4 separate regions of the Homo sapiens genome follow, and regions 1, 2 and 4 are each linked to region 3. Evidence: chromatin contacts called from ENCODE Hi-C or POLR2A ChIA-PET data. All regions are on one chromosome and are shown on one strand. The core of a region is the stretch at or near the end of the contact, and the rest is flanking DNA. Distances in the headings are between cores, read along the strand shown.

Evidence for each region. A loop is a pair of places that touch in the nucleus more often than their neighbours do. ChIA-PET counts read pairs that join two places held with the same protein, here RNA polymerase II (POLR2A). Pooled maps may share reads with other maps.
Region 1: a pooled map shows a loop between it and region 3 (11-fold over the local background). The contact joins the promoter of MYO1G here to the promoter of UPP1 in region 3. A Hi-C loop is called at or near these places in 9 of 37 single-sample maps with no recorded cell type and 14 of 50 pooled maps. POLR2A ChIA-PET finds 5 or more read pairs at or near these places in 2 of 52 experiments (H1 and common myeloid progenitor, CD34-positive).
Region 2: a map with no recorded cell type shows a loop between it and region 3 (8-fold over the local background). The contact joins the enhancer-like site here to the promoter of UPP1 in region 3. A Hi-C loop is called at or near these places in 3 of 37 single-sample maps with no recorded cell type and 1 of 50 pooled maps. POLR2A ChIA-PET finds 5 or more read pairs at or near these places in 1 of 52 experiments (GM12878).
Region 4: a map with no recorded cell type shows a loop between it and region 3 (20-fold over the local background). The contact joins the promoter of CCM2 here to the promoter of UPP1 in region 3. A Hi-C loop is called at or near these places in 9 of 37 single-sample maps with no recorded cell type and 9 of 50 pooled maps.

What each region holds. Positions count from the first base shown.
Region 1 is chr7:44,975,315-44,981,030 of GRCh38, reverse strand. It overlaps MYO1G (myosin IG), which reads left to right and starts at 2,016. Exons shown (of 22, transcript NM_033054.3): 1 at 2,016-2,164; 2 at 3,960-4,168; 3 at 4,374-4,467; 4 at 5,382-5,547. The coding sequence starts at 2,070. RefSeq lists enhancers at 277-406, 1,634-1,683, 1,714-1,783 and a silencer at 1,984-2,073.
Region 2 is chr7:45,018,622-45,024,459 of GRCh38, reverse strand. All of the region lies in intron 1 of CCM2 (CCM2 scaffold protein), which reads right to left. Among named protein-coding and RNA genes, the nearest start is that of CCM2, 21 kb to the right of the region's middle. Within about 2 kb of position 2,644, at least 2 of the 41 ENCODE cell types and tissues checked have a DNase peak (open chromatin) inside an H3K27ac peak, as active enhancers do; they include GM12878, where a contact is called at or near this core.
Region 3 is chr7:48,085,126-48,090,983 of GRCh38, reverse strand. It overlaps UPP1 (uridine phosphorylase 1), which reads right to left and starts at 1,719. Exons shown (of 9, transcript NM_003364.4): 1 at 1,566-1,719; 2 at 620-796. RefSeq lists silencers at 1,155-1,344, 1,685-2,024 and enhancers at 1,125-1,654, 2,165-2,374, 2,187-2,716.
Region 4 is chr7:44,996,708-45,003,210 of GRCh38, reverse strand. It overlaps CCM2 (CCM2 scaffold protein), which reads right to left and starts at 3,010. Exons shown (of 10, transcript NM_031443.4): 1 at 2,848-3,010. The coding sequence starts at 2,877. It overlaps LOC102723334 (a long non-coding RNA gene), which reads left to right and starts at 3,203. Exons shown (of 4, transcript XR_428139.4): 1 at 3,203-3,493; 2 at 3,838-3,931. RefSeq lists silencers at 2,534-3,063, 3,694-3,743.

The DNA of each region.
Region 1 (5,716 bases), core at 767-3,266, 3.1 Mb after region 3:
AGGTCTGTTGACCCAGGAGGGAACTTCCTTTGTAGTGATGTCATCTCAGCCTCGGTTTTAATATATGTAAAATGAAAATAACAGTAACTCCTACATGTGTCATGAGAATCAAATGAGGCAATGCATGGCAAATTTGTGCAAACTACCAAGGAAGGACGCCCAGGGTCCCAGCAACCAGCAGCAGCTAAAGCAAGGGCGGGCAAACTCCTCCCACCAGCCAAATCTCTGAGCTAAGAGTGGTCTTGACATTTTTAAGTGGTTAGTGGTGGGGGAAATACCCAAAATAGTATGATTACGTGACAGATGAAAAGTTTGCGAAGTTCAGATTTCGGTGTCCTTAACGTTTTACTGGAATACAGCCATCTTGGTTCCACTGGTTGGCTTGACTCCCTGGGGGTTGGGGAAGTGAAACTTGAAAAGACAGATGAGCTGGCAAGAGTCTGGGTGAGAATTCCCAGACTTGAGTGTAGGTTTGGGAAACCCTTCAAAAGCACCAGCCCAAGAGCCTGGGGGTGGGGAGGAGGCCACACTTGTCAGAGTTCCGAAGGACTGACTTTGAATTTGCCCAAGAGGAGCCCCAGGTCTGGCCCAGGGTGGAGCCAGAGGCTGCCCACTTACAAATTTGGGGATTTTTCAGGCCAGTGGCCCCTTATTGCAGTGGTGCGTGACTCAGTTTTATTAGGTACTTGAATAAGTACTTTCAGTTTTATCAGGAATGCATTTGCTTTAAGGTATTCGAGAGAAAAAAATAAACTTAACTTGCCTATCCATTACTTCAAAGTTTAAAAAATGGGATGACTGAAAGACAATAGTTAAACTAGTGCTTATGAGTACAACAAATCTCAAAGGCAGCACATGAATGACTGAAGTTTGGGAATTCTGGAGTCTGCCCTTTGACCTCCCTGTATGAGGGAAGGGGTGAAAGAGAAATGTCACCAGTCTATTTGTAGGATGAGAGAGAACTGCATCCATTTGACCTTTGATGAGAGAATCGCCCCAGTGTTCCTAGAGGATGGGTGTGACCTGCCCCAGTCTGTCCTGGGATGAAAAAGAACTTTTTCCAGTCTGCCTGGAAGCTAAGAGAACTGCACCCCTCCCACTTCTTCCAGGAGCACTAAGTGTCAGGAATGCAGTGTCTGGAGATTTTGGCCACTCCCTAAATGCAGCCGCTCCCCAAATGCGCTGCCTCATCTTCAAAGTGCAGGGACAGCAGCTCTGAGATGAGGCCACAGGGCTCCAGGCATGTTCCTGGTCCTCACTGCAGTTTATGGGGGATCGGCTGGACACAAGTACAAGGCAGAGGACAGTTAGGGGCACAGGGGTCCCACTGAAGGCCAGCCCCATGCAGAGGATGCTCTGGGGTCCTCTGTCCCTCCCCCGTGGCTGGGGTGGGGAATTGCAGTGCTAGGACCACTGGCCCTTGGCAGGTCACACAAGAAGCTTTGCTCGTCTACACCCCAGTGTGGCCTTCACACTGCAAAGAAGGCTGTTGCCCCCACCCCAAAGGCCTGGGCATTAGGATCCTTTTTCATTTTTGTATTAATGTACAATGTACATACAGTATATTGCATCTAGTGTTCAGTTCTGACTTGAGAGACACACACAGCCAGGTAACCAAGATCACGTCAAAAAATCTTTCTTTAAAGTCCCACAAGTGACTCTAACGTGCTGCCAGGGTTGGAAGCCAACCCACGGAGTCTTGTCTCCTGCTTGTGGGTGGAGGGGAGCTTCCGAAGGAGGCCAGCGAAGAACCCTCCAAAGCGGGGAGGACCCAGCATCCGGCCCCTCGCCCCTGGCGTGCAAACGGGTCAGACCGTTAGGCACAGCCTCCTTGTGGGGCGCAGGGACAGGAAGCAGGGTTTAGAGCACCTCGAGGGGGAAGGAGTGGCAAGTGCGGAGGGCAGCCCCTCCCAGGACTAGAACCCACTTCCTACTTTACACCAGCACTGGAGGAGGCTGGTGGGGCAGGGCGGGGGCGGTGGGGCCTCCCCTAGCCTTCCCTCCCCCTCTCCTTCACTGTCCTTCCAGCAGGCACAGGAAGGTGAGGCAAGGTGTTTCCAGCCGGCAGGATGGAGGACGAGGAAGGCCCTGAGTATGGCAAACCTGACTTTGTGCTTTTGGACCAAGTGACCATGGAGGACTTCATGAGGAACCTGCAGCTCAGGTAGGCCCAGGGCAGGAGGCAGTGGCTCCCCTCCTCCAGGGTCTCCCACCTTGCGTCCTCGCAGAGACCTGAGGGAAAGAGGAAGGCACGCTGCTGTCCAAGGGAGGGGGCAGTGGCACACACCCACCCAGACCAGATGGGGCTGAAATGAGTGCCTCAAAGCACGGCCCCAGGGGACAGGAACAGACAAGGAGGCAACTGTCCCTGTCAGGGCTGGCAAGTCAGCACCGGAGCTGCCCACCACCTCAACCCACCCCTGCCTCCCACACAGTCCAGGCATCTTCTGCCCCTTCTTTCCTGCCCGACGGGGCCAGGGCATGACACTTCTTGGACAGATACATACCAGGCACTATCTTTCCAGGAGGGACCAGGGGCACCTCCCTCCAGCCACTTCCCAGCCAGTTGTTGATGCTCCCTCGATGCATCTCATCCATGGGGCCTGGCCTGAGCCCTGGGGACACTGAGATGAAGCAGTCAGGCTCCACCCTAGGGTCCAAACATTCCCACCAAGTTGAGGTGACATTCTCCTGGGGTACATGGAGTATCACAGGACACAGTTGGTAGAAGTGATATTGGAGCCCAATTTACCATCAAGGAGGGCAGGTGGAGGGCAGGGAGAAGCCCGGGAGGTAGGGGCATGGCACAGTAGGGTGGCCATACAGGCAGCTGGGCTTCCTGCCAGGACTCCCAGGGAGGGGCAGAAGGCCACTCGCTGTGTACTCCGGAAGCTCCCTGGGGAGAGCTTGGGGACCAGGATCCCCACTAAGCACCGAAGGCAAGAGACCACGAGCCTGGCTCAAAGAGGAGGGCTAGCCAGGACGTGAGCTAAGCACTTTGTGCACATTGTTCTACCTCATTCTTATAAAATGAGCTTATGAAACATTGTCCTCTCTATTTTGATGAGGAGAACACTGAGCCCTGGAGACGTGGGTGACTTGTGCCCTCATCCCCAGCTTGTAGGAGGATGGGAGCTAGGCCCAGGAAAACCCATGTCAGAGGTGGTGGAGAAAGAGGAACCTCAGGACAGGCCCACCCAGGACAGGCTGCCGGGAGACAGGGCCATCCAGGGAAGGGTGGGTACCACACACCAAGGGGAGATGGGTCTGAGGGGCAGGCCTGCCAGTCCTCCTCCCAGGGGCAGAAAGGTCAAGAGAAGGGCAGACATCCACCCCCACTGGGGACCAGGTTTGTGAAGGAAAGGGTCAAGAAGTCTGAGGCTGTGCCAGGGGAGAGGCAGCAGCCACTGGCCACAGGCTGGGGGGTCGGGGGTGTAAAGACAACGACATCAACTCCCTCCCTGTCATCTGGGTGGGGCTGGGTGGGGTCCCCTTTTGTCTCTGGGTTCCCGCCCAGGCCTTGAGACAGGAAACAGCCGAGGAGGCCCCTCCTTCCCCTCCCAGCCCAGTCACTTCTCAACCCCATCTCCCCATCTGCCCTGCGGGGTTCACCCCAGGAGCCAGCCCTGACTCACGGCACCCAGTGCAGTCTTGGGCAAGTCTGTTTCCTTTGCAAAATGAGTGGTCATGTTTCCAGTGACCTTGGGATCCCTGGGGAGACCACTGTGGACCCCAAACTCTATGCCGCAATGGAGACAGTCTCTGAGTGGCTCAGCTCACCCAGGATGGCACCAGGGAGACGCAAGGTCAACACCTGCCCCCTTCTTCCTTCTCCACTCTCAGCCCGTCAGGGTGGGAGCGCTGGCCTACTGGGGCCAGGCCCTGATATGGGCTCTGGCGAAAGGCCTGTGGGTGCCTGTAAGCCTGTGAGTGCTGAGGCCTACCCCTGCTGTGTCCAGGTTCGAGAAGGGCCGCATCTACACCTACATCGGTGAGGTGCTGGTGTCCGTGAACCCCTACCAGGAGCTGCCCCTGTATGGGCCTGAGGCCATCGCCAGGTACCAGGGCCGTGAGCTCTATGAGCGGCCACCCCATCTCTATGCTGTGGCCAACGCCGCCTACAAGGCAATGAAGCACCGGTCCAGGGACACCTGCATCGTCATCTCAGGTACCTGTCCCTGCCGCCGGGCCCCCACCCTCGGCATCTTCATTTGTGAACATTTGGGAGGGCCATTAGAGCATCTCCTGTGCCCTGTGTCCTGATGGGGGCCCTAGGACCCCATCTTGCCAGTCTTGGGGGTGTGAGTGGGCACAGGGAGCTGGGCTAAGAGAGCGAACCTGGCTGATTCTCTCAACTCTGGTCTTTCCGGCAGGGGAGAGTGGGGCAGGGAAGACAGAAGCCAGTAAGCACATCATGCAGTACATCGCTGCTGTCACCAATCCAAGCCAGAGGGCTGAGGTGGAGAGGTGAGTGGCAATGGGCAGCTCTGGGCCTCAGCATGGCAGGCCAGGGACCTCAGTGTGGCAGGAAGGGCTGGCTCTGGGGAGTGAGAGACGGCAACTGGAGTCTAGCTCAGGTCAAGTTCAGTGGGAACTTGGGAAGTTTCCAGATAATGCCAACACACCCGGAGGTGAGACAGGGTGACCCATGCCAAGGACCTCTCCTTGGGTGGGTGAGACCTAGCCAAGGTACTGGGCCTACCAGCTGGGAGGAGGCAGCAGCCACAGGTAGGATGAGGAGAAGTGCAGCAGGGCCCAGAGATGCTTGAAATGGCTCATGGACAGGGCAGCAGGCAGATTCCATGGAAACCTGGAGAAGCTGGCAGGCCCTGGCCAAGATGGCCAAGCATGCCAGGTGGCTGTGTGGGTGATGGCCAGGAGCCTTGAAACCAGGAAACCTGTCCCTTATGGAAGCAGCTTCCTCTGTCAGTGCCTGTCTCTTCCTATCAAGAGGCAGCGAGATGGGATTCAGGGGGGACAAGCAATGTCAGTTCCTGAGCACATATGGCCAGCACCACTGCCCACCCCTGCAGCTGGAGGTCTAAAGCCCAGTGGTCAGAACAGCCCCTCCTCCCCAGGCTGCAGCTGAGGCCTGGGAGGGGAAGAGGTGGCTGTGAGAAACAAGGACCTCAATGCTACACAGACCATGCTGAGCACAGCCAGCCCGGCAAGTGCATTTCCCAGCCTCTCAGAGGTGAAGTGACCGTCACACAACCTCAGAGGCAACACTGGGCGAGGCCAGGCCATTGGTTCCCTCTCAGCAAGTTCAGAGGAACTCATCCTGAGATGCTGTGATTTCTGTTGGGAAGACTCAGGGGCAGAGACAGCATTCCCCAGATGGGAAGTCTTTGCCTTAAGACCCAGCCCCTCTGCCCTGACAGGGTCAAGGACGTGCTGCTCAAGTCCACCTGTGTGCTGGAGGCCTTTGGCAATGCCCGCACCAACCGCAATCACAACTCCAGCCGCTTTGGCAAGTACATGGACATCAACTTTGACTTCAAGGGGGACCCGATCGGAGGACACATCCACAGCTACCTACTGGAGAAGGTGGGCAGGTGGGCTGAGGAGACCTCCATGGGGAGCCCTGGCCGAGACCCATCCCAGGCCTGGGAAGGTACCCATCCCGACGGTGCAGCTTAGGAGGGCTGGGCTGTCTCTCCCTGTGGCCCTTCTCTGGGCCTCAGTGTCCTCATAGTCAGGACTCTCTGACCCCCAG
Region 2 (5,838 bases), core at 1,395-3,894, 3.1 Mb after region 3:
GGTGACAATGACAGTGTTCAGCAAGCAAACAAAGGAAAATCTGTAAGATTCCATTATGTAAACTAAGAGCCTAGAAGTTCTTGACGATAAAAACATGTTTCTTGGGCCTTGACTAAGGGCTGGCCTGGACATGCAGAGATGAAACTCCACAATGCCTACAGGTAATCATTTAATGTTTGACTGACTGCTGAATGGTGATGCCAGAAGTTATTATCAGCTGAAGAGTCTTTCCTGAACATTATAATCAGCTGAAGAGACTTTGCTGAACTGGCTACTCAGTAGAAATCCAAAAAGTCCACACTTTAGGTGTAAGGAAAACACCCAGAACTAAATTCAAAACTGATACAGAGGCCGGGTGCGGTGGCTCATGCCTGTAATCCCAGCACTTTGGGAGGCCAAGGCAGGAGGATCACCTGATGTCGGGAATTCGAGACCAGCCTGACCAGCATGGAGAAACCCCCAACTCTACTAAAAATACAAAATTAGCAGGGCGTGGTGGCACATGTCTGTAACCCCAGCTACTACGGAGACTGAGGCAGGAGGATCACTTGAACCTGGGAGGCAGAGGTTGCAGTGAGCCAAGATTGTGCCATTGCACTCCAGCCTGGGCAACAAGAGCAAAACTCTGTCTCATAAAAAAAAAAAAAAAAAAAAAAAAAAAAAAAAAAAAAACTGATACAGAGCTATCAAAATAATGACTAAACAAAGATGCACACGACAAAAAAAAAAAAAAAAAGATTTCCCAGTAATCTCACTGCCTACCATAATAAAACTGAATCTCATTCACAATAACAAGGCATTCTCTAGAAAAAGGCTGAGTAAACTCTACCACACAGGCAAGCCACCTGTTTTTGTAAATAAAGTGGGGTTTTCTTGTGTTTTGTTGTTGTTTTTGTTAGTTTTGTTTTTTGAGACGGAGTCTCACTCTGTCATCCAGGCTGGAGTCCAGTGGCACGATCTCAGCTCACTGCAACCTCCACCTCCCAAGTTCAAGCGATTCTCCCGCCTCAGGCTTCCAAGTAACTGGGATTACAGACGCGCAACACCACACCCGGCTAATTTTTGTATTTTTAGTAGAGATGGGGCTTCGCCATGTTGGCCAGGCTGGTCTCGAACTCCTGACCTCAGGTGATCCACCCTCCTCAGCCTCCCAAAGTGCTGGGATTACAGGTGTGAGCCACTGCACCCAGCCGTAAATAAAGTTTTATTAGAACATTTAAAAAAAGAAGTCTGGGCCGGGCATGGTTCTCTCACTTATAAGTGGGAGCTAAACTATGGCTACACAAAGGCACACAGAGTGATATAATGGACACTGGAGACTTAGAAAGGGAGAAAGTGGGAGGGAGGTGAGAGATGAAAAATTACCTACTGGATACAATGTACGCTTTTTGGGTGATGGGTACACTAAAAGCCCAGACTTGCAGGGTGAGGTGGCTCATGCCTGTAATCCCAGCACTTTGGGAGGCCGAGGCTGGTGGATCACTTGAGCTCAGGAGTTCGAGACCAACCTGGTCAACATGGTGAAACCCCGTCTCTACTAAAAATATAAAAATTAGCCAGGCGTGGTGGTGGGCACCTGTAATCCCAGCTACTCGAGAGGCTGAGGTAGGAGAATCGCTTGAGGTCGGGAGGCAGAGGTTGCAGTGAGCCGAGATCGCACCACTGCACTCCAGCCTGGCCAACAGAATGAGACTCCGTCTCAAAAAATAAAATAAAAGCCAGACTTCATCACTATACAATTCACCCATGTAACCAAAAACCACTTGTACCCCAAAAGCTACTGAAATTTTTTAAAATTTAATGTTTCTTTTGAAAGAAAAAAGAAAAGCAATTCATCAGAAACTCTAAAGAAAAGGCCAGGCACGGTGGCTCATGCCTGTAATCCCAGCACTTTGGGAGGCCGAGGCGGGCGGATGACGAGGTCAGGAGATGGAGACCATCCTGGCTAACACGGTGAAACCCCGTCTCTACTAAAAATACAAAAAATTAGCCGGGCACGGTGGTGGGCGCCTGTAGTCCCAGCTACTCGGGAGGCTGAGACAGGAGAATGGCGTGAACCCGGGAGGCGGAGTTTGCAGTGAACCGAGATCGCACCACTGCACTCCACTCTAGCCTGGGCAACAGAGCAAGACTCCATCTCAAAAAAAAAAAAAAAAAAAAAAAAAAAAAGCTGGTCCAAAAAAAAATAATGATCCCCACATGAAACATACTAAAATGTGGCCTAATTCTGAACGCCAACCACAGCACAGATTAATAATCTCCATTTGTTCTCATTGCTTCACATTCACCTTCCAAAGTACAGATTTTGTGGCAAAAAGCTACATCCCCTCACTTACTGTAACCACACTACTTGACATACAATTCAGACTACAATAAAGTCCTAGGTGTGCTCCACTGCTATTGGACTGTCATTGCTTCTAGGTGTTTTCCATGCAGATAGCTAAGAAATACGTGACAGCTCTAATTCAAAATGAATCTAGCAAAATTTTTCCTTAAGTTCTTTAACTTTATACTTGTATCCTTTAAATTCTTACATGAAAAAAAGGTTGCTACCTACATGGTTGATTTCACATGCCACTAATGAATCATAACCCACAGTGTGCAAAACTGTGAGAAGACAGCTTCAACAGCTGTCACAGCCACGCAAGGCAACAGCAGGAACAATGACTCCACCTTCCTTCCCTCTCTCATCCCTTCCCCTCTCCTCCCCTCCTCCTCCTCCCTGTCTCATCTTCCCCTGCCCCATTCTCCTCCTCAGCTCCTCCTCCTACTCCCCTGCCTCATCTCACTCACTCTGCAAACTGCACTTCCAAAGGCATACCCAGGGGACAGGGAGATGGTGCTTGATGCATAGTTTTATTTATTTATTATTTATTTTATTTTATTTTTTTTTTTTGAGAAAGAGCCTCGCTCTGTCGCCCAGATTGGAGTGCAGTGGCGCGATCTCAGCTCACTGCAACTCTACCTTCCGGGTTCAAGCAATTCTCCCTGTCTCAGCCTCCCGAGTAGCTGGGATTACAGGCATGTGTCACCATGCCTGGCTAATTTTTGTATTTTTAGTAGAGTCGGGGGTTTTACCATGTTGGCCAGGCTGGTCTTGAACTCCTGACCTCAGGTGATCCGCCCGCCTCGGCCTCCCAAAGTGCTGAGATTACAGGCGTGAGCCACCGTGCCAGCCTATTTATTATTTTTTTTATTTTTTAGAGACAGGGTCTTGCTCTATTACCCAGGCTGCAGTGCAGTGGCACAATCATGGCTCACTGCATTCTCTAACTCCTAGGCTCAAGCCATCCTCCCACCTCAGCCTCATGAGTAGGCTGGGACTACAGGCATGTCGCCACACCTGGCTTTGGTGCAACAGCTTTAAATCCACCTGACCTCTGCCCTTCTGACACAGCACTCGATATTCTCGACCTCATGAGCACTAAGACCACCCTCAGACAGTGAGGGAGATTCAGGCAGGCAGTGACAGCTCCCCAGAAAGCTCTTTACACAGTGGGCACTAAGCAAGTGTTTGAAATAAATACCAAGGTAATAAGACTGTATTATTACTGCTAACACAGAAAAGCATACACAAACAGGAAAGCAACGTGAAAGACTAATAACAGTTGTTTCTAGTGGGTGTGATTTTTTTCATATAATATATTTTGCTACTTTCTTCTGAGATACAAATGTATTTTTTAGTAAGAAAACTTAACAAGTTCATTTTGGAAAATACTCAAAATTTTTAGCAAATACCACTTTCACCTAATAAAAACTGTTCTCTTGAGAGGTGGGTAAAGAAAAAAAGAATAAACCTTGGTTCTACCATACAAAACAATTTGTTAACATCTACTAAAATTACAAATGCACTTATGTTTCCCAGCAAGTGCATTTTCGGGAATTAATCCTACAGATGCATTACATACATGACAGGTTAGAAAATTAATTGCTTCATTATTTTTTAAGCAAAATGACAACCTAAAAGTCCATAGGAGGGCTGCTGTTTAAATACAGTAGCCCACAGATAAAAATGCCATTCCACCCTAAAGAAGAATAAAGAAACTATATATCTATAATGAAAGAGCTCCAAAACACACTGTCAAGAAAAAATAAACCCAAAGAAGTTCTTATTCCCTTAAGAGAGAAGTAGACTGTATCAAAATAACTTTCTCACAGACCGAGATTATGAACTCTAGATAAAATGTGAAAAACAATCTTCTAAAGACACTGGAGACAAACAAGAAATAAAAAAGAAGCTTGGAATTTATATGACCCTTGAAAGAAGGGAACATCACTGGGCAAGATCCACTTTTATATTGCTTTACTCCTGAGAGTATGCCCCAGTCTCAGAGGAGTGGAGCAGAGAAAAAAAAGCTGCAATTTTATTGGCCTGACAGGTTAAAGGAGGATTTGAGACTGCTAAAGAAGCTGGAAATTGAGAGGGAAATATAGGAAAGGAGGAACCCACTAAAAAAGGAACCCAAAGTCTGAGTATAAGGTCCCCTCAAATCTTTGGCTGAACCCTGAACTGCGTAAGCGGAGGTGAGACTCCCACAAGCCCAGAAAGGACACGATAGCTTGAAGGTTGAAGGAGCAAGCTGATGGCTGGGTGCGGGAGCTCATGCCTATAATCCCAGCACTTTGGGCGGCCAAGGCAGGAAGATCACTTGAGTTCAGGAGTTTGAAACCAGCCTGGGCAACATAGTGAGACCCCATTTCTACAAAAATAAAAATTAGCCAGATAGTGCATGCCTGTAGTCCTACCTACTTGGGAGGCTAAGGTAGGAGAATTGCTTGAGCCCAGAAGTTTAAGGTCACAGTAAACTATGATCACACCATTGCACTCTAACCTGGGTAACAGAGCAAGATCCGTCTCAAAAAAAAAGCTGAGATTTTAGCTCTCCCTAGCTGCAGGGTAGATAAGAGTTTGGAGTCCAAGTCCTGCCAAGTTAAAGGGGCTTAATCAGTACCTTAAACACTTGAGACTATCCATTTGAAACCCCACAAAGGCCACATCTTAGGAGTAAAACATACATTCCAGGACTAAGAAATTTACCCTAAGAGTAAGGACAAAGATCAAAACTGATCTACCAAACCAAAGTATAAAACCCAGCCAGGTGCGGTGGCTCATTCCTGTAATCCCAGGAGGCGGAAGCAGGAGGATGGCTTGAGGCCAGGAGTTCAAGACCAGCCTGAGCAACATACTGAGATTCCATCTATATTTAAAAAACTTTTTTCATTAGCCGGGCACAGTGGTGCATGCCTGTAGTCCCGGCTACTCAGGAGGCTGAGGCAGGAGAATCACTTGAACCCGGGAGGCGGAGGTTGCAAGGTTGCAGTGAGCCGAGATCACGCCACAGCACTCCAGCCTGGCCAACAGAGTGAGACCCTGTCTCAAAAAAAAAAAAAAAAAAAAAAGGCCAGGCGCAGTGGCTCACGCCTATAATCCCAACACTTTGGGAGGCCGAGGCAGGCAGATCATCTGAGGTCAGGAGTTCGAGACCAGCCTGGTCAACATGGCAAAACCACATTTCTATTAAAAATACAAAAATTAGCCTGGCATGGTGGTGCATGCCTGTAATCCCAGCTACTTGGGAGGCTGATGCAGGAGAATCACTTGAATCTGGGAGGCAGAGGTTGCAGTAAGCTGAGATTGCGCTACTGCACTCCAGCCTGGCGACAGAGTAAGACTCCATCTCAAAAAAAAAAAAAAGAAATTCTTAAAACTGTCAAATAAAAGACATTCAGTACAACAAAAATGACAGGTAACTTCTCAAGAGAAAAAATGGATGCCAGAAGATAATGAGTCTTCATCTTTAAAATGCCAAAAGAAGCTGGGCATGGTGGCTCACGCCT
Region 3 (5,858 bases), core at 470-2,969:
ACAAAATTCCACTTTGACAAAAAGCCCATGTAAAGAAACACTAATTTATCCTTCTTAAATGAAACATGAATGCCCACCAGTGCTGAAAGTATTGGAACCAAGAATATAATTTGTGCTCGATACACCTGTGCTGAATTAAAACGGTCTGCGGTGATGAGGTTTAATGCAGAGGACTAGAAGGTCAGGGTAGCCTCTGAAAAAAGAAATAATGTAAGAGCAGCTGAGAAATGGGGAAAGCTTGGGCCAAAATGCAGATGGGCAAACAAACTGAAAGGCGGGAGAGACAAAGGCCTGCCCTGGGAATGGCTCAGCAGCGCTTGTAGAAATCCAGAGTAAGACATTCTTTCTATTCAAGGAAGTCACAAAGTTTTTTAAAGACCCGCGGTTACAGCCAATGAATGGAACCAATGGTCTTTTTAACCAGAAGACCCCAGGAAGGCAGAAAATGAGCCAAAGAAAGGCCAGGCAGGGGACAGTGGGGAAAGGAAACAGGGATGGAGAAGCAGAGAGGGAAGTGCAGAGACAGGTCACCCAGGCGCCTGGAAACTGCCTCTATGGCCTTCACGGGAAACGGCCTCTTTCTACTCCGGATCCCAGACTGTGTTTCTTTGAAACTGACCGTCAGAGGAGAGCGGCTGGAGGCGGACAGACGTCTGCAGTGGGAGGCGCTCCAGGCGTTCCAGGCAGTGTCCTGCCGGCGAGTCACCCGCGACCGCGAGTCACCTCACCAAGCCCTGAATTGGGACAGGAGACGAGACGTGTCGACGAGCTGCGGAGTTCCTCGCTTCTCTGGGCCCTGCCAGGTCCAAGAACAGGTTGCCATATAAAAGAATCGTGAAGGGACCCCCTTCCCCATGCAAATTATGTCATATAACGCATATGCCTGTGAAGTTTCTCTGCGGAGCTGCCAGATAACTCGATGACAATATTTTATGCGGTAACATTTTGTTAAATGTTGACTCGATGGCCACTTGACGCCATCTGAACTCTGAAAGCTCGCGTAACAATCATCCTCCAAATGAAATTTTACCCCCTTCTCCCTTTAAAAGGCGGTGGGGACAAAACATCACTTCGTCACTTAAGTCACCATCTCCTTCCTCTTATCTGGGGCTCCCAGCATAGTTCTAGGGGTTCCCGCACTCCCCGCCCGGGTTTGGGCTGCGAGAAGCGCCCGCCTGCGCCCTGCGGGACCTGACCCTGCCGGCTCTGGCTTCACCCTCGCTGCGCCTCGGCCCGGTGGGCTCCCCGCCCAGAGCCCCGCGCGCTCCGTCGCCGGGACGTGGGAGAGGTAGGCACGGGGTGGACCCGAGGAAGCACATCCCGCCCGCGCGCTTCCCCCACGCCCACCTCGCTCCGCACACACCAGCCCCAGAACCTCCCGGCCGCGCGCCCGCCTCCCCGCGCAGCCGCGCCGGGCCGCTCTCTGCTCCTCTGCAGCTCACAGCCAAGGTGCACCAGAGCCTCCGTCACCGCCCCTACAGGTAAATGGGCACGTGGCCAAGGCAGGGGACGGGCTAGACCCCTGGGAAGAGAGAACGGCGGGAGCCGGGCCGCGGGCGACTCACCACTCGGCCTGCGCAGAGAGCCGCTACACCCGCGGCGCCATCCTCGCACTGCGACACCGGCGACAAACGCAATGCTCCAGGGCCGGACGAAGGGACGGCTCTCGGGAGGCTCGCAGACGGCGGGGCGCGGGTCTGTGCGCCGGAGCACTCGAATGAGGGAACCACCTGCGAGGTGAATCTCATATGGAGTCTGCGAGCGGCCCCGCCCTGCCCGGGGGTTACCGCTAGGCTCGGGCCCCGCCTGCCCTGGGCCGGCGAACTCAGCTGACCGCATCCTGGGCCATCCCGCAGACAAGCCCCGCCCGCCCCCACCTTCCTCTGCCCCTCTGGCCCCGCCTCCCCCGCCTTCCTCCTCTCCACCCTCCCGCGAAGGTCCCGGGAGGCTCAGCCCGCAATTGCTTCTCGCCTCTGCAGAGCAGCTGGGCAATTGTAAAGAACCAGCAGCCAGTTCTGTTACTCATTAAACAGCCCCTACTACAGAGGAAATCTTCTTACCCACGTGGTCCTAACCTGGGGCGGAGGAAACCGGGCTAGAAGCGGCTCTAGGACTAACCCAAGGTCACGCCGCCAGGCAGGATCCCCGGTCTGTCTGTCTGGCGGTGGCCCCGCGGCTGGGGCCAGCGGAGAGAAATGACAGCGTGGAACCAGCCCTGGCCCGGTGGTCGGGAATGTGGAGCTGGCACTGTCACTGTGTGTACCCTGGATCTCTCTGGACGGCCTCGGCTTCCCCCCTGGGGAGTTTCTCTGGGACCTTCCTGATCCTGGGAGTTCCCGCTTGCTGGGGCAAAGCCAGGAGCTCGCCCGAGGAGGGGAAGTGACTCATTCACTTCGAGTCGCAGCTAAGTGGCCGAACTGCCTCAAACCGGCGCTGCACTCTGACCCCCAGGGGCCGGACCTGCCTGCCCCCGGCCGGTGCCCACTCTCCGTCTCAGGCGTCTTTCCTGGTCCTCTCCCTGCTTCCCGAACGCGCACTCTGGTGAGAGCACAGAGCCTGGGAAAGAAGACGACCTAGAGGCCCGGGCAGCCCAGCACCTCTGTTACTTGCTTCCTAAAGGGAACTCCAGTTCCTGAGAAAACATGGGGTTGGGCCGGGAGTGGTGGCTCACGCCTGTAATCCCAGCACTTTGGAAGGCCGAGGCGGATGGATCACCTGAGGTCAGGAGTTCGAGACCAGCCTGCCCAACATGGTGAAACCCCGTCACTACTAAAAATACAAAAAATTAGCTGGACGTGGTGTCGCGTGCCTGTAATCCCAGGTACTAGGCAGGCCGAGGCAGGAGAATTGCTTGAACCCAGCGAAGGATGCAGTGAGCCGAGATCGCGCCATTGCACTCCATACTGGGTGACAAGAGTGAAACACACAAACAAATCAAGGAAGGAATTAAGGGTTTTATTGAAAATGAAAGTACGGCCAGGCGCAGTGGCTCACACCTGTAATCCCAGCACTTTGGGAGGCCGAGGCGGGTGGATTACAAAGTCAGGAGTTCAAGACCAGCCTAACCAAGATGGTGAAACCCCGTCTCTACTAAAAGTAAAAAAAAAAAAAAAACAAAAAAAAAAACCTAGCCGGTCACAGTGGCAGGTGCCTGTAATTCCAGCTACTTGGGAGGCTGAGGCAGGAGAACCACTTGAACCTGGGTGGCAGAGGTTGCAGTGAGCTGAGATCATGCCACTGCATTCCAGCCTTGGTGACACAGTGAGACGCCATCTCAAAAAAAAAAGGTAAATGAAAGTACACTCCACAGTGTGGGAGCGGGCCTGAGCGTAGGGGCTCAAAGGCCCCATTCCAGAATTTTGGGGAGTTTCAATGTCCTCCGCTTGGGGCACACACTATGTAAATGAAAGGGATGATGCAAAGTTACAAAGTCATTTACTTGGCCTACGCAGAGGCTATTTCCTGTCATAGCTAAAGTGTGAATCGGCCTTATGTTCCCTGCCTCCAGACCCTATTTTGCTGCCTCAGACTGAAGACTGAAACTGGCCTGGTTAGGAAGTTGCTATTCTCTCTCTCTGAAGGTAGATTAACAACTTAGTTTTAGTTTTGTTACCGGAAAAGGGTCCCAATCCAGACCCCAAGAGAATGTTCTTGGATCTTGTGCAAGAAAGAATTCGGGGCCAGGGTGAGTCCACAGAGTAAAGTGAAAGAAGCAAGCTTATTGAGAAAGTAAAGGAATAAAAGAATGGCAATTCCATGGGCAGGGCAGCCTCTAGGGCTGCTGGTTGGCTATTTTTATGGTTATTTCTTGATCATATACTAAATAAGGGTGGATTATTCATGAGTTTTCTAGGAATTCTTCCTTTTAGAACATATAGGGTAACTTCTAAATGTTGCCATGGTATTTATAAACTGTCATGGTGCTGGTAGGAGTGTCGTTTAGCATGAGAATGCATTGTAATTAGCGAATAATGAGCAATGAGGAAGACCAGAGGTAGTTTTCCTCACCTTGCTGGTTTTTGGCAGGTTTTGGCCAGTTTTGGCTGGCTTCTTTACTGCATCCTGTTTCATCAGCAAGGTCTTTGTAACCTGTATCTTGTGATACCACCTGCCAACCTTCTATTTCATCCTGTGACTAAGGATGCCTAACCTCCTGGGAATGCACTCCAGCAGATCTCAGCCTCATTTTACCCAGCTCCTATTCAAGATGAAGAGTCTCTGAGTCGACTCCTGCTGACATATTTCCTGACTCTACAACCCTTAGGATTAAGGGTTCCCTTGTAAAAGGGAAGGGGGAATAACCAAATAACTCACCCCTTTCTTGGAAAACTCAGGAATAATCCACCCCTTGCTTAGCACATATTCAAGAGTAATCATAAAAAATACCCACCAGCAGCCCTTGGGGATGCTCTGCCTATGGAGTAGCCACTCTTTTATTCCCTTCCTTTCTTAATAAACTTCCTTTTACTGTTCTCTGTGGACTCACCCCAAATTCTTTCTTGTAGGAGATCCAAGAACTTTCTCTAGGGCTCAGGATCAGGACGCCTTTCCAGTAAGTTTGGTGACCTGAAACGTTAGCATGGGTGACTTTATTTTTATTTTTAGTCTTGTCTTTTGGGGCCTAGTGCAAGAGCTTAGTCTAAAACAATGGCCTCCTATAATTTGTGTTTAACATTTGTCAGGTTAAAACCTTGTCAGTGTGACAAACTGGAAACAAAATTGTGTCGGGCCACTACTAAACCACACCCAAAATACCTGTGTCATCAATGTTTGCAAGCAGAGAGCAAATGCAGCCCACCAATGGCCACCTAGAGCAGCAGCTGCTAGAGGCAGGAAAGTCTGGAAGAGACCCAGGGCTTGCAGGCTCAGCCAGGATCCCCCTGCTCCTCAACAAGGTCTTTGGGCTCTTTCAGAGATGCAGTTGGCCCTGAGCTCTGAGAGGTGGGGAGGGAAGGGGCTGAGAGGCTGAAGGCCAGGCCACACCAGATAGTGACACACCACTGCCCTTCAGGTTTCCCAAATCTAAGTAACTTCAAACTCTTTGAAATTCTCCCAAAGCTAATGTGTCTACCTAAAAGAAAGATGAGACAAAATTAACATAGAGAGTTTATTTGTGCCCAGGTTGAGGACTGTAGCCCAGGACACACTTCTAAGTTGCCATGGGGAGTGCTCCAAGAACAAAAAGGAGGCTCAAGTTTTTAAAGAAAAAAGAACAACTCAGGAGATGGGGCGATTGCAGAGTTGTCAGGAATCCTCATTGGTTTACAGAAATAACATTGGTTAGTGATTGCCCACACAGTGTTGAACTATAGGGTGGATGGCATCTTATGGCTAATTGGCCTCAGTTATTCTACAGCCACATAGCAAGTGGCTTCAAGAGGTAACCACTTAGCTGAAGGGGAAGTGAGCCATGACTGCTGTTCTGTTCTAAATGTTCTCTGGGCCTGATAATTTAAAGGCTCACCTTCCTCAGGAAAAGAAATGTGTTTGTTGTTTGTTTGTTTGTTTTCTTTCTCAGATAATATTTTAGAGATAGTAGCTGAGGCTTCTTCTCTGTTTGTCCTCACTTCCCAATTCCTCATGCAATTGCTCTTTTCTTTCCAATCCAGCAGCCATACAGATTTCTAGAACACCCCTCAGAGAGGGCAGAAATTGAGCCGCAGTGTTTTCTAAACAGCTGCCTGGTCCATTCGTGGGTCATGAAACCCATGTGGTGGGTCACAGCTAGCATTTTCATTGTCAGTGAGACAGAATGGAGTGAAAAAGCCTCTGCCTGCTTTCCACACCAGAGCACGTACTTTTATCACACGAACTATGACTCAGACACCACAAACCCAGACCAGGCCTCCAGGTCAGAA
Region 4 (6,503 bases), core at 1,761-4,260, 3.1 Mb after region 3:
CCAGCTACTCGGGAGGCTGAGGCAAGAGAATCACCTGAACCCGGGAGGCGGAGGTTGCAGTGAGCTGAGATCGTGCCATTGCACTCCAGCCTGGGCAACAAGAGCGAAACTCTATCTCAAAAAAAAAGGAATTACATAGTGCCACAATGCACAGAACATGAGTCCATACCGTAGGTAGGAGCCTTATTCTCCAAACCCCAAAACAGAACTTGTAGGCTAAAAAGTAGACACTCTGTAGACATCAGGACAGAAGAGCAGCCCCAAGTGGTCACTTCTACTCCCCAGGCCCCACACCTTTAGTGGCCAGAGGACTTTTCTGTCAATGCACTCATTCCTTCAGATGGACCCATGAGTGATCCATCTCCCCATCAGCTCCTGGGGGCCACAAGCTCTTCCTGTATCCCCATCACCCAGTGAGTTTCATGGGACACAAGAGGGGCTCAACAGACATTTGTTAAACGAACCATGGCCCACTTGAGGAAACCCAGGTGTACAGTCATCATCACCACATGTGCTGAGGTGACTTGAGAAAGGGCAGTGATACACTGGGGCCAAGTTTCCGTGAGACTCACTTTGGTCCATAGGTTCTCTGCCAACTCACTGATTCCTGTGTCCTGAGGAAAATGGGCCGAGGTAAAAAAAAGCCTGAATCACTGCTTGGCAGACACCAAGACAAGTGTCTGAGATTAAAAAGAAAAAAAAAAAAAAGGCCCACCTGAGCTCAGGTGATCCTCCTGCCTCAGCCTCCCAAGTAGCTGAGACTATAGGCGAGCGCTGCCGCGCCTGGCTAATTTCTGTATTTTTTGTATAGATGGGGTTTTGCCATGTTGCCCAGGCTGGTCTCGAACTCCTGAGCTAAAGTGATCGAGCCTTGGCCTCCCAAAGTGCTGGATTACAGGCGTAGCTACCATACCCAGCCTAATTCTGCATTTTTTGAAGAAGCTAACTTAGAAGAATTTAAGCGTCCAAACTGTACCTTCATAAAACTATTGTCAGCACTTCTGCTACTTATGTCTGAATTTGTGTATAAGTTTAGAGCAATGCAATTTACCTTAATGAGAATGATTTAACCACCGAAGTTATTAAACTGGAGGTGATCTCACATTGAATGTGGTAGCTGAGCAGGAAGGTTCTGCCAGCTTGCAACTGGCAGAGTACACGAGGTAGTGTTAAGTCATGACCTGGAGAAGAATCCATGCCCCAAAGCTCCTTGTCTGGCTTGTCTACAGGAAACAAGCTAAGACAAGTGGCAGAATACAGAAAAAACACAAAACCCCTGGCTTAAGCAACTACATAACAACTGATTATCTCCTCTAGTGAGAAAATGAAATTAATAATTAACCTGTTTATGCCTAAATTTTTTCATTACCCAACTGGAAAATTCTTGATAATTTTACTGTTTTTTCACTTGTACCCCAAAAACAGTCTTACTGCTTCTCTCTCTCTCTCCCTATTTGCTGGGTGTTTCATGTTTCTACCAAAGCTGATAGACAGCTCTAGAAAAAAAAATCACTCAATTCCATCCTTGCCTATCACACACAGGTAGATGGGCCAGGTACTCCTGTAAGCGGTGCACAATGAGGTCATCAGTCCTTAGCGCGCTCTTGGATCCCGGCATTCCACAGAGCACATGGCTCACTTTCCGCAAAGCTCAGCATCATCCACACTCGGGCCTGATGGTCCCTACTAAGCAGCCACCGGGTTAGCACCTCTCCTTTCCAGCTAACTCCTTTTACACTGCTTGGCTCCTCCCTCTTCTGTGCGCAGCACGCATCTCTAATCTAACACCTGCAGGCTGAATCACTATCTTGAGCTATTTTCCAGACTTAAAACATCTTTGTAGATAACCGCAAATTATACTGCACCTAAATTAGACATGCATGGTGCTAACATGAAACAATGAGTTGAGAAAGTAGAGAACCAGCACCACAGGACTCCCTGAAGGCCACCTGGCTACATTCTATTTCAAACAGGACTTTTAAATGGGGCACTCTGTCAAACAAGGTGGTGAGTAGCTGTCAATTAAAGGACACTTCCCTGCAGAGTTCAGGGTAGTAAAATCATAGTTAGGAATTATCGAGGTCTGCTTTAAACTTGTGGATAAAAGTGCGCACACACACATCAAAAAGAAAATGATAGCCAAGACGTGAAGATTATAAAGCATTTATTTGAAAAAGATACATTTTATTAAAATCCATTTTCCACTTTAATGGTAGTTCAATCCACATCGTTTTTCCAGTCTTAAAATGTTTCTTTATCGACTACTATAACCCTTTACTGTAATTAAAGCCACATTTTGTAAAACTACATAAACTGGGGTTTGACTATGAACTATGTCCTAAATCCCACTGCCAAATGTAGCTAGCGTCACTAAAATCAATCAATGGTTTTAGGTCTGAGTGATAGTGGACGAGTGAGCTGGCCATAAGGTGAAGGCCACCCTTGCTTTTACTGGATATCCAAAAACGAAGTCCAGTGAGCAGCAAACGTCTCCACGTTAACCACACAGCCCACTAGCTCCAGTTCCAGCCCTGGACAGCTTTCTGGCCCCTCGCCGGGCCCACTTCCTCTGCAGCCCCAGGTCCCGACGCGCAGGGAAGGCCGTCTGGGGCCGAGGTCGGGGCGAGCCGCTGCCCGGGCCAGAGGAAAGGCGCGGCGCTTCCTGCCCGCCCGGCCGCGAAAGCCCACCTGACCATTGTCCGGGGTCTCGCCCTGCCCCGCCCCGCCCCGCCAGCTGGCCCACTGCCCCCCCCCCCGGGCCCCAAGGAACACCCGCCCACCCCACCCTGGCCCCTCAACCCAGCCGCCCGCCGACCACAGCAGTAGGACGCCCCCGCGCACGCTCACCTTCTTGCCCTTCTTGCCCTCCTCTTCCATATCGCCGCGTGCGGCTCCCGCGGCCCGCCCGGCCCGCCCCGGGAGCCCCGCCGCCAGCAGCCGCTACATGCTCGACCCGGGCCCGCCGCCCCCGCGCTCCCGGCGCCGCCCGCCAGCCGGGCCCGAAGTCTCCGCCCCGGCCGCGCCCCACACCCGCACTTCCGGGCCCGAGCCCCCTCCGCCCCGCCCAGGCCCCACCTTCCCCAGCGCAGGCCCCGCCCACGGTTGTCGCTCATCCTCACTTTCAGGCCCAAGGGAATCCGACCCGCAGCGATCAGACCCCGCCCCTTCAGGGAGAACACGGCCCGTTGGCCCCGCTCACGGCGAGAGCACCGCCCACAGGCTGAAGATCCTGCCCCTTCAGGACGGCCGAGAACGCGCCTGCCTTGCACCACCCCCACCCCGCCCCGCGTCCTTCAGGAGAGCCGGAAACGCTCCTACCCCTACTTCGCTTCTGCACGGCCGCGAGAACGCACCTGTCCAGCCCCCTGTTCGCTCCGCCCACTCAGCGCGCGCGGGAGCGCGCGCGGGAGCAGCTCCAACTTTTTCAATTTGCCGCCATCTTTACGGCGGCCGACTTCCCAGCCTGCCTCGCGTCCAGGGAGGCGGAGCTCAGGTCTCTGAAAAGGGGACGGGGGGCGGGGGACGGGGGACGGGGGCCGGCGGGAGGGGACGCGGCCGGCAGATGGCGAAGGAGGGGCGCGAGGAGGCGGCCACTGTTGAGGGGCGGGGCGTCCCGCCGAGAGTCTGGGTGCGGTGCGGTTTTCTTTTTTCTTGTGTCCCACTTTATTCCCTGAGCCACAGGGAATCCGTTTTCTAGTACTTCTCTGTTATAAAGTCTGCCTGCCTTAGACAAACACATTTGGAAAATAGAAGTGCAACCACAAGGATGTGCAGACCCTATCAGAATAAAATCGTAGAACCTTACCAGTCATCCGGTATAATTTCCACATTTTCCAGATGAGGTCCGGGGAATGAGGTGATTCGCCCAAAAGCACACTACAAATTGGAGTCACCAGCAGGTCTGCTATTTTGCCACTAAACCAATCTGCCGGTAAGAACTTTGTAGCACAGCTAGAATGTAAACTGTGTTTTTTTGGTGGTTTTTTTTTTTTTTTGAGACGGAGCCTTGCTCTGTCGCCCAGGCTGGAGTGCCAGTGGCGTGGATCTCGGCTCACTGCAAGCTCTGCCTCGCGGGTTCACGCCGTTCTCCTGCCTCAGCCTCCCGAGTAGCTGGGACTACAGGCGCCAGCCACCACACCTGGCTAATTTTTGTATTTTTAGTAGAGACGGGGTTTCACCATGGTCTGGATCTCCTGACCTGGTGATCCGCCCACCTCGGCCTCCCAAAGTGCTGGGATTACAGGCGTGAGCCACCGCGCCCGGCCTAATAATTCTTTATATTAAACTTTTCTTTACTGTGTTTCTGTCTCCTGACTGGGCCTATGTTATACTGATATTCAAAAGAAATACTTGGTCTCTAGACCTCTCCAAAGGCATAAGTATTCCATTCTCTGCAAGATAAAGCAGAGATAGTGGAAACACCCTTTCAATCTGCCTTCTGCAATAATCCAGCTTGCCACATTTACACACGCAAATGATGTAGCGCATCTGGTTGTCATTATTTTCCCACCATTCACAGAACAAAGGCCTGATATTTAAAGTCTTCCACCGTCTTCCACAAATGCATATTTATCACTCCATAATACAGTAAACAACACTACTAAAACTTCTCTTAGCCTAACTCTGGATGTGCTGACTTCCTCAGGCTGTTCTTATCCATCAGAATACCTTTGCCCTGTCTTTGCATACACAGGTTCATGCTTCAAGCAAAAGTCCACTGGCTAATGATCAGATGGTGATAACTGGGAATAAAGACAATAAAATGAGAAAAGCAAAAAGGCTGTTAGCTTGCTATAACAAGGGAGTCAGCCACCATCATTTGTATTTGGATGAGACTCAATGTCAGGCAGAGGAGTGGGTAAGCTTTATAGTGAAAAAAGGGAAGCCTCCAGGGATGTCCTCATTTGAGGCTGTTGGCCTGGGGAAGCAAGGGGCAGGGCATCCCAAGTGATTGGTTAGGGGCACATATTTGTCTTTCTCTGGTTGCTCCTAAGCTGGAAGCAGGACCGAAAACTAGGAAAGCTGCCAGTTTTTTTTTAATTGACAAATAATTTTTTGTTTCTTTTGTATTTTTAGAGATAAAGTCTCACTCTGTCCTTCAGGTTAGAGTGCAGTGATGCAGTCATGGCTCACTGAAGCTTCAACCTCCTGGGCTCAAGCAATCCTCCCATCTCAGCCTCCCAAGTAGCTGGGACTACAAGGACGCATCACCAAGCCTGGCTAATTTTAGTATATTTTTGTTGAGACAAGGTCACACTATGTTGCCCAGGCTGGTCTCAAACTCCTAGGCTCAAGCAATCCTCCCTCCTCAGCCTCCCAAAGTGCTGGGATTATAGGCATGAGCCATCGCACCCAGCTAACACATAATAATTGTACATATTTATGAGGTACATGTGATTTGTGTGTGTGTGTGAGGCAGAGTCTCACTCTGTCACCCAGGCTGGAGTGCAGTGGCATGATTTCAGCTCACTGCAACCTCTGCCTCCCAGGTTCAAGCAATTCTCCTGCCTCAGCTTCCCAAGTAGCTGGGATTACAGGCATGCACCACCACACCAGGCTAATTTTTTTTTTTTTTTTTTTTTTGAGACAGAGTCTTACTCTGTATTGCCCAGGCTGTAGTGCAGTGGTGCAATCTCAGCTCACTGCAACATCCACCCCCCAGTTTCAAGCGATTCTCCTGCCTCCGGAGTAGCTGGAATTACAGGTGCCCACTACCACGCCCGGCTAATTTCTGTATTTTTAGTAGAGACAGGGTTTCACCATGTTGCCCAGGCTGGTCTCGAACTCCTGGCCTCATGTGATCTGTCCACCTTAGCCTCCCAAAGTGCTGAGATTACAGGCATGAGCCACTGCACCCGGCCAAAATACATGTGATATTTTGATACATGCATATGATGTGTAATAATAAAATCAGGGTATTTAGGATATTCGTCACCTGAACACTTATTTCTTTGTGTTGGAGACATTTCAGATCTCTCCTAGCTATTCTGAAATATACAGTACATTGTTATTAACTATAGTCATCTTACTCTGCTATGGAACATTAGAATTTAGGCTGGGTGTGGTGGCTCAAACCCGTAATCCGAGCACTTGGAGAGGCTAAGCTGGGAAGATCACGTGAACCCAGGAATTGGAGACCAGCCTGGGCAATATAGTGAGATCCTTCTTCTACAAAAAATACAAAAATTAGCTGGGCATAGTGGTGTGCACCTGTGGTCCCAGCTACTCAGGGGCCTGAAGTGGGGTCCTTGAGCCCAGGAGGTCGAGGCTGCAGTGAGCTGTCATTGCACCACTGCACTCCAGCCTGGGCAACAAGCCAGATCTGTCTCACACACACACACACACACACACACACACACACACCCATGAGAAATTATTGCTTCTATTTAGCTGTATGTTTGTACACGCTAACCAACCTCTCTTCAGCCCCCTACTTTCCCCCAACACACACCCTTCCCAGCCTCTGGTGGCTATCATCCCAGTCTCTATCTCAATGAGATGAA